2 separate regions of the Homo sapiens genome follow, and region 2 is linked to region 1. Evidence: read pairs that join two places in POLR2A ChIA-PET (ENCODE). Cell type or tissue: B cell. All regions are shown on one strand.

Region 1 (5,000 bases):
TCAGCCAGGCATATCCACAGATGCAGGTTCAGTGTTACCCTACTCTGTGACAGTTGTTACCCCATTCAGATGTCTATTCTTGAAGAAATGTGGAGAAGCAAAATCTCTAAGAGCCAAGTACTAGCAAGAAAGGAGAACCTTAATACTTGCATGTTAGCACAATTTAGAAGTTAATATTTAAGGGACAGCCATCTAGCTGGTGATTACAAACAGGACAAGATGGAGGAGGAGAGACTACACAATCAGTGAAGAGAGCAGTTAGAAAAGAGGCAGCTCCCTTGCACCCTACCGCCTGGAGGAGGGAGGACGGTGGGAGAAGCAGCTCTTCCTAAAAGCACAACGCCAGGCCCCAAAGAGGAGCATCACGGCCTTAGAGGGAGTTAAAGAGCGCCAGAACACAGTGCCCTGGATGCCCCACTTTCAGATTCACTCTTCTTTACAAGCAGGGCAAAAGGAACAGAGAGAAGTCTGTGTTGTTTGCATCTGTTGATACAGGAAAACATTCCTGGTTCTTCATTGATTCATGAGCAATTATAATTAGATCGTCATCTTTCTGGAGAGGCAGCTGTGAACTCAACTAATGAACAATGGCAAAACAATCCTGGAATGACAGGCACACATGTGCAGACATGTGCCCAAATTCAAAGATGACGTCATGATCCCAATGACGCTCCCTACACTAGCTCGCGTGGCCTAGGCTTGAAAAGACTATAAAAGGGGCGGGCTGCTTTTTAAATTTACCACCTATCTCCCTGCCTAGACAGAAGGTCTTTAGTCTTGACTTGCCTTAACTATCACAGAGGAGAAACCTTAAAATGTGCACATATCTGGCTACTGTGCTAACACCCTAATCTCATTGAAAGTTGACCATTTATAATTTGGCATGAGCCCAACACCTCCTACTGAAGGTAGAATTTTTTGAGAGGGATGTCAGACTTTTTAATTGTCCTGAGGCACGAGTTAGAAAAGACTGAAAAAGGCCAGACGTGGTTGCTCATGCCTGTAATCCTAGCACTTTGTGAGGCCGAGGCAAGTGAATCACTTGAGCCCAGGAGTTCAAAACCAGCCTGGGCAACATGGTAAAAATCTGCCTCTACAAAAATTAGTTGGACGTGGTGGCATGCACCTGTGGTCCCAGCTACTCCGGAGGCTGAGGCTGGAGGATTGCTTGAATCCAGAAGGCGGAGGTTGCAGTGAGCAAGATTGTGCCGTTGTTGCACTCCAGCCTGGGCGATAGAGTGAGACTGTCTCAGAACAAAAAGAAGAAGAGACTACTCTAGAGTCTATGTCTACAGCAGTGACTGGAAACTGCCGACTGGTCACTGAAAATCAGTTTTCAAAAGTCAAAAACGGTATTTGGAAAAGTAGCTCTCCAAATATGTAATACTTTATTTCCATGTTCATTTTATTCATACTGAAAATGATCATAGGTCGGGCGCGGTGGTTCACGCCTGTCATCCCAGCACTTTGGGAGGCCTAGGTGGGCGGATCACTGGAGGTCAGGAGTTCAAGACCAGCCTGGCCAACATGGTGAAACCTTGTCTCTACTAAAGATACAAAAATTAGCTGGGCATGGTTGTACGCGCCTGTAATCCCAGCTACTTGGGAGGCTGAGGCAGGAGAATCACTTGAACCCAGGAGGCGGAGGTTGCAGTGAGCCCAGATCATGCCATTGCACTCCAGCCTGGGCAACAAGAGTGAGACTCCGTCTCAAAAAAAAAAAAAAAAAAAAAAAAAAGAAAATGATCACAGAGAAGGAAGGGCTTAAATAACAGTTGACAAGTCAAAATACAGCTCTGGTGCTCAAGTAACACAGTAAATTACCTGGTGAAGTTGGGAAGAGGTGGGGTACCGATTTCAAAAGATCATGCTGGGATATCTCTTTGGCCTCGAGTGGCTCGGCCCCCCAGCATCCAGGTGCTAGGCTGGGTGTGGTTCTCAGAGAAAAACATTGAGGGTCTTTAAATTCCTCAGATTTCCTTCCTTCAAGAGTCATAATCAGCTCTGAGCTACAGGCTCCCGGTGGAAAAGCAGCCCCAGAGCCAGATGAGGGGACAGGGGTCTATCTTTTACCTGAGATGATAAGACTACCTGGAAAAGAGCCATAATCACTGTCAAAAATGGTCACTGTGAGCCGTTAGAAATGAACACTTCTCCAGGTAACACTGTTTCCCCACTGCCTCCTGGTCACCTAGTTCTTACCAGGTACTTTATATACTTTATCTTACTGAATTTCCTCAAATCTTCAGGGTAAATATTTTAAAACCTACTTGAAACTCAGGGAAGTAACTTGCCCAAGGTTATACAGCTTGAACAAGTGGCATTTATGTGGAGGTTTAAATGATAAATGCTACCATGCATTCAGGGACAAAACCAAAGTAATCCTGTTTTACAACCCATGTTCAATCATTTGAAAAAAAAAAAAAGAGGAAAGACTCCCTTGAACAACTGAATGGGTTACGTAAACAACGGTGAGTCAGTGTAAGAACGTCCAACGCCCCTCCTCCAAGTGGGCTGACAACATCCTCATGAGTGCATTTCCCTTCTGCACAGCTCCAGTCCCTCCCAGCTGGGGGAGGCTCTCTCACGCCACCAGGGCATGGGCTTTTAAGGTGTCCCAGGCCTGAAAGGGACGGTGAGAGAGGCTGGAAGCCAGCTAGCTTGGAGGTGGGAGTGCAGAGAATCCTGTCCTCCCATGGGAGGCAGCAGCTCAGGGTGTCATGGTGCACAGGAGCCGGGGAGGGGGCAGCAGGTTGGGGGTGGGAATCACAGCCTTGCCACTGACTACTGCTCCACCTGAGCCTGAGTCTCCACACCTGTGAAAGGGGCAAGGGGCAGCCATTTATGCCTATTATGGAGGGTTGTCATGAGTATTAAGTGAGGACAGTGTACAAAAAGCACCCCATAAATGTTAGCTGTTATTACTATTAGACAATAACAACAAATGCCAGCGTCACAGTGTCTCGATCACTCTCACTGTCTGTAATGACTCCAGCATGAAAAGCTCCCAGCCACAGGCAGCTCCTGTCCATCCTCCAGATGCTGGCCTGTCTCTTCCTTGGGGAAGCGTCTCTGACCACCCTGAGAAAGGAAGGTCATCATACCCTTTCATCACACCCTGTGCCATCTTCCTTGGCAGCGCTATACCACATGGGTGTGCCTTTGTGTTTACGGTCCTGCCCCCCTTAGACTGTAAGTGCCATAGGGCAGGGTCTGTGCCAGCTTTGCTCATATTTCCTATTATCTCTCATTGCCTGGCATATAGAAGGTTCTCACTAAATGCTTCTTGAATAAATGAAACAAAACTGAATTTGTAAAGCTTCTCACCTAGAGAATCTTTGTTCTGGCTAAAATATTTTTAAAGCAATTGTGGAAAAGTTATTTGCTCTGACATTGACAAGTTCATAACCTATAGGTTTCTCTCTCCTTTTTTTTTCCCCAGTCACTTTGAAAAATCAAGGAAATTTTTCTTTCAGACATGCCTTTCTACTAATGAAGTGGTGCTGTAATGACTCCATAGAGGAAATGTACTTGGGACTGCCACAGAGCTTTATGAGTGGAAACTCATTCTCCTCTGTTTTGGCTGCTCTAACTTGTGAACATCTCATCAGAATCAATTCGATAGAAGGAAACCTTAACAATGTTACCTGAAGAATAACAATTTTCAATAATAGCATTTTCAGAAGCCTAGACAGGAACAGCAGGGGTGGGTGGGCCAGAGTGACTCAGGGCTGCTGATAAAGCCCCAGGCCACGTTCCACTCTGCTCTGCTGAACCCAGTGTGCTACTGTGAGGACCAGATATGATAATGTACGTGCCTGTCCTCCAAATCCTGGAAAGGGCCATCAGCTCTGATCACAACAGCCACCCTGGGCTACATCCTTGAGTCTCGCTGCCCTAAGCAGATACTAGTAACTTTTTGGAATGAAGGGAACATGGGGAGGCTGGGCGCAGTGGCTCACACCTGTAATCCCAACATTTTGGGAGGTCGAGGCGGGCAGATCACCTGAGGTCAGGAGTTCGAGACCAGCCTGGCCAACATGGTGAAACCCCATCTCTACTAAAAATATAAAATTAGCTGGGTGTGGTGGCTCACACCTGTAATCCCAGCATCTCGGGAGGCTGAGGCAGGAAAATCACTTGAACCCAGGAGGCAGAGGTTGCAGTGAGCCGAGATCGCACCACTGCACTCCAGCCTGGGTGACAGAGTGACATTCCGTCTCAGAGAAAAAAAAAAAAAAGGAGAACATGGGAGAATTCAGAGGAAAATATTGATGTCATCTAGGCAAGCCCCTTTTACATGAACTCTATGGCCCCAGCAGACACGTCAGCCTCCCCTTAAATGCTGCTGGGGTTGGAGGGCCACCCAGATGTCCTGGCAAACACATATTTCATTCTGGAGCAATTTGCAATGCTGAGCAATGCTTTCTCAGCCTCTCTCTATAATTTAAGTCCTTTGGGGGTCCTTATTCTACTCTCCAGAGCTGCTGGGGAATGTTAAGCCAAGGAGGCAGTTTTCAGGAATTTGTTAGCCTCGTTGAGTGGGAAGGAATTTTTTTTGACCTGGGGTAAACACCTCAGCTATAATTTTGGATTGAGGGGTCCAGAAAGGAGAGGGACACAGGTTTTTCAAGCCAAGAGATCTGTTTACAAAGCATGCATCTAGCACCACATAATTAATAATAAATAGCAGCTAAGGCCTGACTGCTCCGTATGTGCCAGGTGCTGTTCTAGAAGCATTATGTGTATTGACTAGTGTAATCTTCCCTATAACCCTGAGATGCACGATGCTATTATTATACCTATTTCATAAAAGAGTTACTTAAGGTGCAGAGCAGTTGAGTAAACTGTTCAAGTTCATAGACTACGAAGTGGTGAACTTGGGATTCAAATCTAGCCAGGTGCTAAGGCTGGCCCCTTTCTACTACATTATATGGCCTCACACAACAGCGGGGTTTCCACTGTCCTGCTGCCTGCAGCCCTGGCCCTGACCCAAAGGC
Region 2 (5,000 bases), 370 kb before region 1:
TGTGGATGGAGAAGGAAAAAGCCACACACCTGGAGGAAGGGCCAGGGACTCAACTGGGGGTGGGTCCTGAGGACTGAGAGGGTGAAAATTCCCTGGGCTCACAGGAGCCTGCCTCTCTCCTCCTAGAGCCGCCCAAGGGAAGTTAAGGCTGCTGGGAAGAGAGGGGAGAAGAGGCCAGGCGACTGGTGGAGCCACCCCCCGCCAGAGCTCACAGCCCCTCTCCGCAGGTGCAGGGATACGACCTGGGGGTGGAGGGAGAGAAGGGGCTGTTCAGGCAGAATCTACCTGTGGTTTTATTTCTGCCAAAAAGAAAGAGTGAGCAGCTGGTTTCGGGTCTAAATGCCCATCCTCACCCTTCTCCCAAGACAACCGGGAAGAAGGGCTCAAGAGACTCTCGCGGGCGACCCCAACCCTCCCTCCACCTCTGGCAGAAGAGGAAAAGTCCGGTAGAAAAGAGATCCTGCTTTCTTTCTCCGATTGGTTTTCTTCCTTTCAATTCAGCTTAAGGCAAAAGTTTGGCAAAGCAAGTCTACATAAGGCCGCATGACAGAGGGCGGAGGGACCTGGGGGGAAGGCCGGCCAGCGCCACAAATCGGCAGCAGTGTGGATCTGTCTCTTTGATCGGGGGCTGGAGCTTCCCTCCTAATCAGCTCCCCCTCCTCCTGCCCCTGAGCCCCCAAAAGAGGAGTTTTTTTAAAAAACGGAAAAAGCAGTGTTTCAGGGAATCTGTTACAAGTGAGCGACTGAAACTGAGAAAAAGGAGAGGCAAGGAGACCAGAGGTCACCCTGAGGGCGCACGTGGGGTCTGTCTGTCCTGCTTAGATCTCCCCTCTCCCTGAAAGGAAGCAGGTGCCGAGAGCCGGGGAGGCCTTCCCGGGGGCATCAGCACAGTGAGATCCGCCCGCTGGAGAGGGTAGAATGGTTGTATCTTGCTGAATGACTGAAGAGTGAGTCTGAGTTTTGTTTTCAGCGGTATTATTATTTGTGAGTCTAACCTAGCGGGTGGTCCTGGCTGTCACCGGTGCTTGGGCGGGATCACCACCAGCGGCTGCCCGTACTTGGGCCGCCACATGAGGACCTGGGCATCGTTGGCATTGGGCTTGACCAGGGCGCTGGGCGGGATGGGCTCATTCTTGCTCAGGATTTTGGGCTGGTCCTGGGCGATGGGCTCCCGCAGCCGGGCGCGCTGGCCCAGGGGCCGGTTGGGGTTCACCTCGATGCTGAGCTGCATGCGCCAGTGCAGCGTCTGCAGGATGATCATGTCGTTGGTGGAGGTGTTGGTGGCCACCAGCCAGGTGGTGAAGCTCTGGTCCCGGTAGATATTGGTGAGCTTGGCCACGTTGCTCTCGCTGACGGGCACGGCCCATGTGACGCTGGGGTAAAAGTTGTCATTCATGCTGATGATGAACTTGGAGTCCCTCTTGGTGGGGCCCACGATGGTGCAGGTCTCTGTGGTGTTGCCGTACCAGGGGTAGTTCACCCCATCCGAGTCGCTGATGGCTTGGATCTTGCCCTCCTGGAGGTCGGGGAGCTCCCAGCTGGACCTGAGGACAAGGAAGGCCAGTTCACTCACTCGGTCACTCAAGGAGGGCTTTCTGTGTCCCCCTGGCAGGCCAGGGGCTGTCCTGGGCCCTGAGGATGGAACGGACCCAGCAGACCACCCGGTCCCCTTTGACGTTCTGGGGGCAGGGGGTCAGACAGTAGCTCGGAGTCACTGTCATCACTGCTGCTGTTACAATCATAACCCTCAGACAGAAGAAGGTGGCCGGCCTGGCCCAAGTTGCTCTAGGGACATACAGATCCCACACTCCCATGTGGCCATGGATATAGTAGCATCTGGGAGCCCACCCCAGACTGTAGGGGCCCCTTACTTTAACATTACAGGCTCACAGACAATCTTCTCCATGCAACCCCACCCGGCAGATACAGAAAGTGAAGTGGTGGGCTGGGGGTGGAGAGTGAGGCTACATTTTCCTAAGGACATTTGGCCAAGCGGTGGGGCCTGGGACCCCGGCGCATTTCCACCAAGGCACCTGTAACAGGGAAGCTCAGGACACCCTGCGCCCACTGCGCCTTCTGCTCACCTACGTGCACAGCGGGTACTCCCAGGAACAAGCTACTGTTAAAAATGCACTCCTGGCCGGGCGTGGTGGCTCACACCTGTAATCCCAGCACTTTGGGAGGCTGAGGCAGGCTGATCACTTGAGGTTAGGAGTTCAAGACCAGCCTGGCCAACATGGTGAAACCTCGTCTCTACTAAAAATACAAAAATTCACTTTGGGAGGCCAAGGGGGGCGGATCATGAGGTCAGGAGTTTGAGAACACCCTGGCCAATATGGTGAAACCCTGTCTCTACTAAAAAAAATAGAAAAAATTAGTCAGGCATGGTGACATGCGCCTGTAGTCCCAGCTACTCAGGAGGCTGAGGCAGGAGACAGAGGTTGCAGTGAGCCGAGATCACGCCATGCACTCCAGCCTGGGCGACAGAGTGAGACTCTGTCTCCAAAAAAAAAAAAAAAAAATTAGCGGGGTACGGTAGCAGATGCCTCTAATCCTGTAATCAGGAGGCTGAGGCAGAAGAATTGCTTGAACCTGGGAGGCTGGGTTTGCGGTGAGCTGAGATTGTGCCACTGCACTCCAGCATGGGTGACAGAGTGAGACTCTGTCTGCAAAAAAAAAAAAAAAGCACTCCCAACTGGACGCAGTGGCTCACACCTCTAATCCCAGCACTTTGGGAGGCCGAGGCTGGCCAACACAGTGAGACCCTACCTCTAAAAAAAAATGCATTCCTGTTCCTAGAATTAATCACAATAGCCAAAAGGCAGAAGCGATCCAAGTGTCCAACGACAGATAAATGGATAAACAAAATGTGCTACATACGTACAATGGAATGTTCTTCAGCCTTAAGAAGGAAGGATGTTCCAACACAGGCTACAACACAGATCAACCTTGAGGACGTTATGTTGAGTGAAATAAGCCAGCCACAAAAAAACACAAACTGTGTGATTCTACTTATGTGAAGTCCCTAGTGTTGTCAAATTCATAGAGACAGAAAGTAGAATGGAGGTTGCCAGGGGCTGGGAGAAAGAGGAACGGAAAGTTGATATTTCTTGGGGACGAAGTTTCAGTTTTGCAGATGAAAAGAGTTCTGGGCTGGGCGCAGTGGCTCACACCTGCAATCCCAGCACTTTGTTAGGCCGAGGCAGGTGGATCACCTGAGGTCAGGAGTTCCAGACCAGCCTGGGCAATACGGTGAAACCCTGTTCTACTAAAAGTACAAAGATTAGCCAGGCATGGTGGTGGGCACCTGTAATCACAGCTACTCAGGAGGCTGAGGCAGGAGAATCGCTTGAACCCAGGAGGCGGAGGTTGCAGTGAGCCGAAATCACACCACTGCACTCCAGCCTGGGCGATAAGAGCAAGACTCCATCTCAAAAAAAAAAAAAAAGAAAAAGAAAAGAGTTCTGAAGATAGATGGTGGTGAAGGCTGCAAAACAATTTGAACAGACCTAATGCCACTGAGCTGTACACTTATGAATGATTAAAATGGTCTATTTTGGCTGGGCACGGTAGATCACTTGAGGTCAGGAGTTCGAGACCAGGCTGGCCAACATGCTGAAATCCCGTCTCTACTAAAAATACAAAAATTAGCTGGGCGTAGTGGCAGGCACCTGTAATCCCAGCTACTCGGGAGGCTGAGGCAGGAGAATCGCTTGAACCTGGGAGGCAGAGGTTGCAGTGAGCCGAGATCATACCATTGCACTCCAGCCTGGGTGACAGAGCCAGACCCTGTCTTAAAAAAAAAAAAATTAATAATAAAATAAAATGGTCAATTTTATAAAATGTTACATAGGCTTTACCATAATTTTAAAAATGCATTCCCCTACTTATGCATCATATAATGTTAACAGTTAGCAAAATTGGGGCCGCCGCAGGAGGAATGATTAGGAACATGATTTTGCTAATTTTCCTGTTCATCTCATTGAAAAGCTCACTCATTAGAGTAACACCTGCTTAATGGGCATCTCCTGCCCAGCCCCTGAGTACCCAGACTCAGGGAACCTGCAGGCAGCTCAGACAACCTCACTGTCCGGAAGTACCCAGCAATTCCTAAGATCTAGGGGGGCCCCACAGCAGCAGGCAGGATGACAACAGGGTGAGCCTGCTCATTCATTCCCCCGCACAGATGGAGAAGCGGGTCAGGGTCTCTTTGCCCACTGGGGGCCTAGTCTCCTATTTCAGAAGGAAACGCCCACTCTGTCCTCACACAGTGCTTACACTTGCTTGGAAAAGTTTTCCGTTTTTTTGGTTTTTCAGGGCAGGAAGCAAACTTGCATAAGGAACCCCGCTTTGGCCTTGCCCCCTCTTTCGTTTGCAAAGAGCTGAAGGTCTGGTTTGGGGGAGCAGGACTGAGCAGCAAAATAGCCCTCCTCTTCCTGACCCCAGCCTTGGGGTTTTCTTTCCTTTCCCAGTCCTGAAACTCCCAGGCCCTGGCTCAGGCAAAGACAGGTGAGGAGCCTCCCAGGCTGGCAGACAGCACTGCGTCACGCGGGGCATGGCTCAGGGCCAGGGCCAAATCGTCACCAGGCTGCGTGGATCCCTCCACCTGGGGGTTGCAGCGGGTGCAGCAGCCCAGGGTCCACTGTCAGCCCCAGCTACTCGCACTGTGGTCCAGTCACAGACGCGCTGAGCTCTACCAGCTCTTCAGCAGCCCACAGACAATCCGCCAACATCTGCCTGCCCGGTTTTTGTGATGATTAAATGTACTGATACTCACTGCCTGGTGCAGCCAACAGCAGTCAGTGGAAGCTTCTGGAGACCCTTTGAGGGTGGCATCAGCAGTTAGAAGTGTGCCTCTCCCAGACCAGGTAGCCCTGATTTGACCCAAAGCCCTAATTTGACCTGAAGCCTTTTCTGACCTTTTTTTTTTTTTTTGAGACAGAGTCTCACTCTGTCACTCAGGCTGGAGTGCAGTGGCGGGATCTCTGCTCACTGCAGCC

The links. Peaks named below come from ENCODE experiments on the same cell type or tissue, not always from the same donor. Only the 100,000 strongest peaks of a DNase experiment are listed, where the experiment ranks them.
Region 2: POLR2A ChIA-PET joins it to region 1 with 6 read pairs; 1 of 35 experiments calls an interaction of 5 or more read pairs at or near these places.

What each region holds. Positions count from the first base shown.
Region 1 is chr9:131,633,002-131,638,001 of GRCh38, forward strand. All of the region lies in intron 5 of RAPGEF1 (Rap guanine nucleotide exchange factor 1), which reads right to left. Among named protein-coding and RNA genes, the nearest start is that of PRRT1B, 90 kb to the left of the region's middle. RefSeq lists an enhancer at 3,661-3,955. In B cell, no CTCF peak of the experiment used is centred here; a DNase peak (open chromatin) is centred at 2,500; H3K27ac peaks cover 2,902 bases.
Region 2 is chr9:131,259,807-131,264,806 of GRCh38, forward strand. It overlaps FAM78A (family with sequence similarity 78 member A), which reads right to left. Exons shown (of 2, transcript NM_033387.4): 2 at 1-1,544. The coding sequence ends at 1,016. Among named protein-coding and RNA genes, the nearest start is that of FAM78A, 14 kb to the right of the region's middle. RefSeq lists an enhancer at 2,897-2,946. In B cell, no CTCF peak of the experiment used is centred here; a DNase peak (open chromatin) is centred at 3,095; H3K4me3 peaks cover 329 bases; H3K27ac peaks cover 4,605 bases.